Linked DNA regions of Homo sapiens: all the other regions are linked to region 2. A link is a loop called in an ENCODE intact Hi-C map of the cell type or tissue named here. Cell type or tissue: IMR-90. All regions are shown on one strand.

The links. Hi-C counts contacts between places; a loop is a spot of excess contacts. Peaks named below come from ENCODE experiments on the same cell type or tissue, not always from the same donor. Only the 100,000 strongest peaks of a DNase experiment are listed, where the experiment ranks them.
Region 1: it touches region 2 in a loop (3-fold over the local background); 15 of 110 quality-filtered maps call a loop at or near these places.
Region 3: a loop joins it to region 2, with 5 times the contacts of the local background. A loop is called at or near these places in 27 of 110 quality-filtered maps.

Annotation. Positions count from the first base shown.
Region 1 is chr7:16,427,834-16,430,333 of GRCh38, forward strand. All of the region lies in intron 2 of LOC105375168 (a long non-coding RNA gene), which reads left to right. Among named protein-coding and RNA genes, the nearest start is that of CRPPA, 7.5 kb to the left of the region's middle. In IMR-90, no CTCF peak of the experiment used is centred here; a DNase peak (open chromatin) is centred at 1,078.
Region 2 is chr7:16,917,484-16,919,983 of GRCh38, forward strand. No RefSeq gene overlaps it. Among named protein-coding and RNA genes, the nearest start is that of AGR3, 37 kb to the left of the region's middle. In IMR-90, a CTCF peak has its summit at 1,002 (motif pointing left); a DNase peak (open chromatin) is centred at 988.
Region 3 is chr7:16,602,744-16,605,243 of GRCh38, forward strand. It overlaps ANKMY2 (ankyrin repeat and MYND domain containing 2), which reads right to left. Exons shown (of 10, transcript NM_020319.3): 8 at 1,978-2,106. LOC105375169 (a long non-coding RNA gene) reads left to right here and starts at 2,082. Exons shown (of 5, transcript XR_007060226.1): 1 at 2,082-2,168. In IMR-90, a CTCF peak has its summit at 1,507 (motif pointing right); no DNase peak of the experiment used is centred here.

The sequences.
Region 1 (2,500 bases), 490 kb before region 2:
AAGTTTAACTTTTCATAAGAAGCACCTGGAACAATTGTTTCTATGTAGTATTTTTATATATTTTATACAATATAATTTATATAGTATATATTATATAATAATCTTAGAAAATATATTCCTGGCATCTACTGACAGAAATTTTGATTAAATGCCTCCAGAGTAGAACCAGGAATCTGAGTTTTGATACACCTCCATAGATTCCAGTGTAGTTATCAGCCAGACTGAAATAAACACTGAATTTAAAAGAACTATACCCCAACTCACTTTATGTTCAATACATTTAATTTCAGTACCCAAAGCAAAATGCATGTAATATATTAAAATACCATATAAAAATTGCATAAGAAATTTATTTTAAAATTGCATAAGAAATTCATTAAACTGTTTCATTTTCTTGTTAATTTGTAAGAAGGGAAACACAAGGGAAGAATATTTAAGTACCAGAACAGAATGATGGAAGAGAAACAGAAAACCAGATCATCCCCTGGTATTTCTACAGACCTGTCATTCTGTGTGTGTGTGTGCACTTAGAATTCATTTTGCCTTGTAAAAGCTGTCATTTAAACACAGTGTCACCTCTGAGAACCATCAAAGGCAGTATCCTTGACCACAGCTTAAATAGAATAGGAATTGTTGCCTGAAACTGCTCTGAGCACAGAACTAATGCATGCAGTTCAACTGAGGATGCCACATTACTCCAGAAACCAAAAGAGGGTAATGACCCCTTGCACAAGGGACAATGTAACAGAGATAATATCTTTGAAAGTTTTGTTTAGGAAACAAATCACTAATCTAGAGATGGTGGTGGCCAGCCTTAATAATCTGTGGAAGGGAGGAACATATGGAATCATTAAAGAAAAGCAACAGCTAGAAAAGGTAGATTTGTCATTTCTGCAAGAAACATATTGACAACAGCTGTTTATATGCATTTTAACCTTGACTCATTGCTAAAAGAAGATTTAAAGAAGAAAAAATTTGGCTTTAAGATGAAAATGGTCCAAAGGAATTCAAAGTCATATCTTTTATCTGAGGGATAAGAAAAAGAGAATGCGGACGTTGTTCCTTGTGACCACAGCCACCACCCCCATCAACTTGCCAAGCACAGAGTAAATACAGGAAGTGAGCTGTCCAATAGTCTGAATTTCAGACATCATTGCCTTATAGTGCCTTACCCATGAGGGCACCACATCTTTATCTTAAGCAAATTGAAAGGGACTATGGTAGGGTAGAAGCACAAGGGGTAACATGGAGAAGGGAGAGAGAAGACTGCAACAGTCTTTTCATATAATAATATAGTCTCTTCAGTGATGTCCAAAGGATGTAAGGATATAAACAAGCTTTTGATTTTTGCAAAAAGAATGTTTCATTGCTCTCCAGCATGGGACACTCACTGGGATAGACCCTCCCTCCTCCCCCACGAAAAAGAAGAAGAAAAAAAGAATATACAGAGTTTGGGAAGATGCTGTATCATCTACTTAGGAGAGCAATAAACTGTACTGTTTTGGACAATAAGTACTTAGTGGTGACAAAAGGACAATATTTTATGTAGAAGTAACTTGCAGCAGACAGTTAAGAGGAATAAATGAGGACACTGTGTTGTCTTTACTGTACGTGAATAGAAATAAGTTAAATAGAAATTAAGTACTTTCCTTTGTGACCATTGCTACCACTAATTGGCTTAAGACATAAATGAAAGAATAAATGAATAATTGAACGTTAAACTTACCATTGAATATAAACTTAAATCAATAAAGAACTATTTACATTTACTCTTCAGAAAAATTAGAGTGCTTGAAACTATTCACAAAATAAAAAGTTTGTTTTGTTTTTAAGTTTGTAAAGACTCTCTCACTCCAACTTCTTATGTCTTTTCACCTCTCCTACCACTTATCCTTGAAAGAATTCAAGATCTTGACAAGTGATTAAAAAGAAAATCAGAAACTTCCCCCTTTGTCAAATCTTCCTTAGTAATTATTCTCTCTTAACTTCATAAAAATATATGGTTATTAACTGCTATAGTACAATAACAAAACTATACATGAAACTAACCAACACTGGTCTTGGGCAAGTTATCAAATTTCATTATGCTTGTCTTGGTTCTCCTGGCCTCTTGCCTTTCTATAGTCTTTTTATTTTTCCTCACTACCTCCTGAATTGGGTATCTCACTATCAGCTCTGCTGAACCGGAATTCACTTGTGTCTTTCATCTACGAACTTAATCCTGCTAGTCCTGACCAGGACAGGCAGCTTCACTTTGTGAATGGGCCGAATCTTGCATTTGTCTCATTGCCTAGAAAACTGTCTTACTATTCATGGGGTGTACCCACCACTTGCAACCTTTTTCCCAAACTTAACCTCATTGACCCGGGTCTTATAACTGGCTCCTTCTTGGGATTTCACATCTCTTTAGCATGAAGTAAAACACAACCCCGGTTTGACTGACTAGGCTTGAGTCATCAGAGGGCTGACTTCTGATTAATTGGCCGAAGAACTGCTATGA
Region 2 (2,500 bases):
TGTGTCTATCAGAAAGATTTAGAATACTTAATGCTGTGCTGTACTTCCTTTTTCTTCAACTTTTGCATTATATATCAAACTGTTTACTCAGAATAGTGTCATAACAGCAAACGACTATCTGTTCATGGAAAGGTCAAATTTCAAGTACGCAAATAACCTATTTCTTTCTCCCTTCTTTGCTGCTGAAGTTTAGCTTCCTTTTGTTTCACACAGTAAATGGAGTTGGCATGATTTCTGTGTTGCAGGGTGCCTTTCTGAATATTGTGCAAAGTCTTTGTCCTAGACAGTTTGACTCAATGGAATATCACCTTTCACTCTTAACTTTTCCCATACAGAAATAAGGTCAAACTTGTTTTAAGCTTTGACTGAATTCTGAATACAACTGGTGCTTAGGAGTTAAATGAACTTACCTGTCTAAATGGCTTGAATGAGGGCCACCTGCATGTTCAGTGGTTTCAGGTTATCTACCTTGATATTCATCTAGTAAACCTGTCTTTGAATGTCTTTCCAAAATGCTGGGAATCCTAGGGCACTGTGGCACTATGTGTGATGTGGGGTGACATGGCTGAGGATGTGGGCCTTGGAGGGAGTCAGGTCTCAGTGGATCCTGGTTCTACTCCTTGCAGAGATGTGTGAGTTGGGCAGAGAACATAACTTATCTGTTTTCTCCTTTTTAAAATGAAAATAATACCCTTTAAATTTATCGAGATTAAAGAGAAAGCTGATGTGAGGGTGTAGTAAAGTGCCTACCCATAGAAAATACCCTATCCATGTTAGTTAATAATGAAGGTAATGTTTTAAAAGCTGTTTCCGTGAGTTAATTGAATTAAATTTCTTAGGATTTCAGAACCTTAAACATACCCGACTAATGCCAAGAATAGTAAAATGTATTTCAAGCATGAAGTGGATTCAAAAAGTGAATTATTCCGTATTTCCTATATAATAAGGGGCTTGAAGAAAATGGTCAGGCAGCTTTTAGATTTCAGAGTTATGTTGGCAGCGCCACCTGCTGTTGAAAATAAAAACACTTCTGGAATATTTTGAGAAGCAAGAAATACAATTATGAGTTCTTTTCTACTTTTTTCAGCAAAGGTGGGCCAATCTGTCATTTCTTTAACTGAGAAATTTAATTTTATTGAAGAGCTAGGTGACAAATACCTGTAACATTCTTTTGAAGTATCAGTCACTGTCTTTAAAGAAATGATTCCCTAATGATGTCATCATTAACTTCTTAATCCACTTAGTGACTAACCCTTATTATCAAGGGATTAGTTTCTTTATTTTAAGGTATCTTGATCTCACATTAAAATGTTGAAATAAAAGACTCACATCACTCTAAATGTTGCATAGTTTTTCTCGCTTAGCCCAGAATCAGATTAATCAGGACACGACATTGGTTGGCTTTTTACTCCATTTTACAAAACAATCTATAAGTTTTAGGCCCACATGAAAGAACTTTTGAGTGTGACACTGAGAACACATACAGGTATCTGTGTGTTATATACCCTAGATTGTACCCTTGCTAACAAAGGGATAACTCAAGCCCTAAAGCCACTTGGGGCAAGCGCAGCATTTCGGATATCTAACCATAAGTTGAAATGGTTATATAATAAATTCTCTATCAGTCATGTGGCAAATAAAGGAAGATCTCACATGAAATACATTTCCCATCATCTTTTTTATTGTGGTAAAATTCACATCGTATAAAATTCACCATTTTAACCATTAAAAAATGTACAATTCAGTAGAATTTAGTACATCAACATGTTGTACAACCATCACCACTCTCTAGTTCCAGAACATTTTCATTACCCCAAAAAGAAACCCTGCACCCGTTAAGCATTTACTCCTCATTTCCCCCTCAACCCCTGGCAGCCACGAATCTGCATTATGTCTCGATGAATTTGCCTATTATGGATATTCCATACAAATGGGATCATACATTATGTAGCCTTTTGTGTCTTCTTTCACAAAGAATAATACTTTCTAGGTTCATTAATGTTGTAGCCTGTATTAGTTCTTCCTTTTTATGGGCAAATAATATTCCACTGTGTGTATATACATATATACTAAAATTTGTTTATCTATTCATCCATCTACAGATGCTTTAGTTATCTCCATCTTTTGGCTATTGTAAGTAGTGCCACTGCAAACTTTTGTGTGCAAGTTTTTGTTTGAACACCTGTTATTTAATTTTTGGGGGTGTATATGCAGGAGTGAAATTCCTGAGTCATGTGGTAATTCTATGTTTAACTTACTGAGGAACCATCAAACTTTTCTGTGGTGGCTACCCTATTTTGCATTCCCAGCAGCAATGTATGAGAGTTCCAGTTTTGCTGCATTTTCCTCAAAGCTCTTTTGAGGATAACCATCCTCGTGGGTTTAAAGTGGTCTCTGCATGTAGTTTTGATTTGCATTTCCTCAGTGACCTTGATAATCTTTGGATGAGCTTGTTGGCCATTTGTAGATCTTCTTTGGAGAAATGTTTATTCAAGTTCTT
Region 3 (2,500 bases), 310 kb before region 2:
TTCTCATGAACAGTTTAGCACCCTTCCCTTGGTGCTGTCCTCACAATACTGAGTGAGTTCTTACAAGATCTGGTTGTTCAAAAGTATGTGGCAACTCCCCCACCTCCTCTTGCTCCAGCTCCTGCCATGTGACATGCCTGCTCCCCCTTCACCTTCCACCATAATTGAAGGCTTCCTGAGACCTCACCAGAAGCTGAGCAGATGCCCATGCCATGCTTCCTGTATACCTTCAGAACCGTGAGCCCATTAAACCTCTTTTCTTTATAAATGACCCAGTCTCAAGTATTTCTTTATAGCAACGTAAGAACGGCCTAACACAGTATCTTTGTATTGATTTAGATTTATAGTTTGTAGCTTTACTTTAAAACAATAATGAATATATAACAAACAGTCTACCAAAGACTTTAGCAAATAGCTTATTATGAACCCGCTATGTGCCAGAATTGGTACAGTACAATGACAAGGAAGATAGAGTTGTCCCAAAGGTAGCTAGCATCAAGAAAAAGAAAGATATGGAAGAAGGGAGAGAGGCAGGCACCTAAATACATAATTTCTTAACACAGTACAGGATGTAAGAGTGATGGAGGCATAGAGGAAGCAGCAACTCACTCTAGCTGTGGTGAGTCGAGGTAGACAGAAAAATGGGAAAGAAGAATTCTAACTGGAGAAAATATCTAGTACAAAAATGCAGGAACAGGGAAGTGAATGATATGTTCAAGAACAGCAAGAAGTTTTTGTAAATGGCCTTATATTTTTGCAAGTAGGGGTGGAAAGGAGATGGGAATGAATGTTATTAAACACTTACTGTATGCCAAGCACTGTGGTAGGCCCTTATACATATATTGTATTATTGGCCCCAATTCTTCATTCATCCTTGCATTCATACACTTTCTCACATGATTTCAAAGTTCTCTGCACTGAAGGGGAGGAGACTTGACTTCAGATTGGGCCATGTAATTTGTTTCAACCAACAGCATGAAACAACATGGCAATTTCAAGGCTAGTCCTTGAGAGGTCTTCTGTGTTTCTACCTGCCCATGTGTACCTTTGCTATTGCCATGACAACATGCTCAGCCTAGCCTGCTAGTACAAGAAGGATGAGAGTCACATGGAGCACAACTGCCCCAGCTGAGAACAGCCAACCACAACTGTGAGAGAAAGACTAAATGATTATCATTTTAAGCACTGAGTTTGAGTGTGTTTTTATAAGCAGTAATAATTAACCAATATAAATAGTTTGATTTAATTCTGGAATTTCATTTAATTCAGGAAACAGGTTCAGAGAAGTAAGTCATTAAACAAGATGAAGCTGAAGAAGTAGGTCACAGCAGATTATAATGGGTTTCATACAACATGCTGGAGAATTTCAACCTTAAAGTCAACAGGCAGTTGATGCTACCTATGGGATTAAGTGAATGTACGGACACATGCATGTGTCCAGTATCTGGATATGAGAACAACACAATCAGATATGCCTTTTACAAAGATAATTCTGGCAGAAGGGGGCAGTACAGTCCATAGGGATTAAAGACTGGTAACAGTCAGAAACTATAGTTTTACAAGGATATGTTGATGAAGACACTGTCATTAAAGTCAACATCAGAAGAGTAAAGAATGTATATTTATGAACTGTCCTATTCTAGGTTTCACATCTGCACCAGCCTTGGTCTCGTGCCCCACGGAAAACCTTTCTCTTATTTTCTCATATTCATTCATTCATATCCTTTCTTTCCATGAGGTGATCAGCAAAGAGGCAAAGGAAGACTGGCAGTTTAGCAGAAGACAGACACAGTAAAGAACTATATTGATCCTATTAATTCTTTTCCAAAACTACTTTTTAAGTATTAAATAGAATATTTTCGTTACTAGAATTTATTAGAAAACTAATGTCCACTCTTACAGAATATTAAAACTCAATCATCAGCTTGGCTGCATCTAAACCAGAGGTCAATGAAATAAAAAGAACTCCATTCTTACCATTTTGCAAACTGAACATCTTTTACTTGCTCCCTTTTCTCCACAGGTAGTGCAAAATTCCACATCCACAAAACCCACCTGGCCAGTGATGGCTTGGGTAAGGACGGAGAATGCAGTGGGATCAGAACCCTAGAGTGGGCATGAAGAGGAGAAAAAACAAATTCTGAAATCACCATGGAAACACTACAGAGGTATCAGCCCACGGACACTGCCGTCCTACAATGTGACACAAAAAGGAAGAAATCATTAAGGCTATAGATTACACAGGCTTTAAGACAAAATGACAAAAATCTTTTAGAATATACCATTTTCTGTACAAAACATATGAAAAGTCAGTCATATGTCCAGATAATTAAAGAGAAAAAAACACCCTTAATCTAGAAAAAAAGTATTTTTCCAATAAGGATAATTCAGTAAGCCCATAGCGTTTCAGATTTAGGACAATAACTCCAGAGCAGAATTTTTTTCTGAGAACTGACATCCAGAAAATATTCATATTCCATGAGACAATTATAGGGCACAT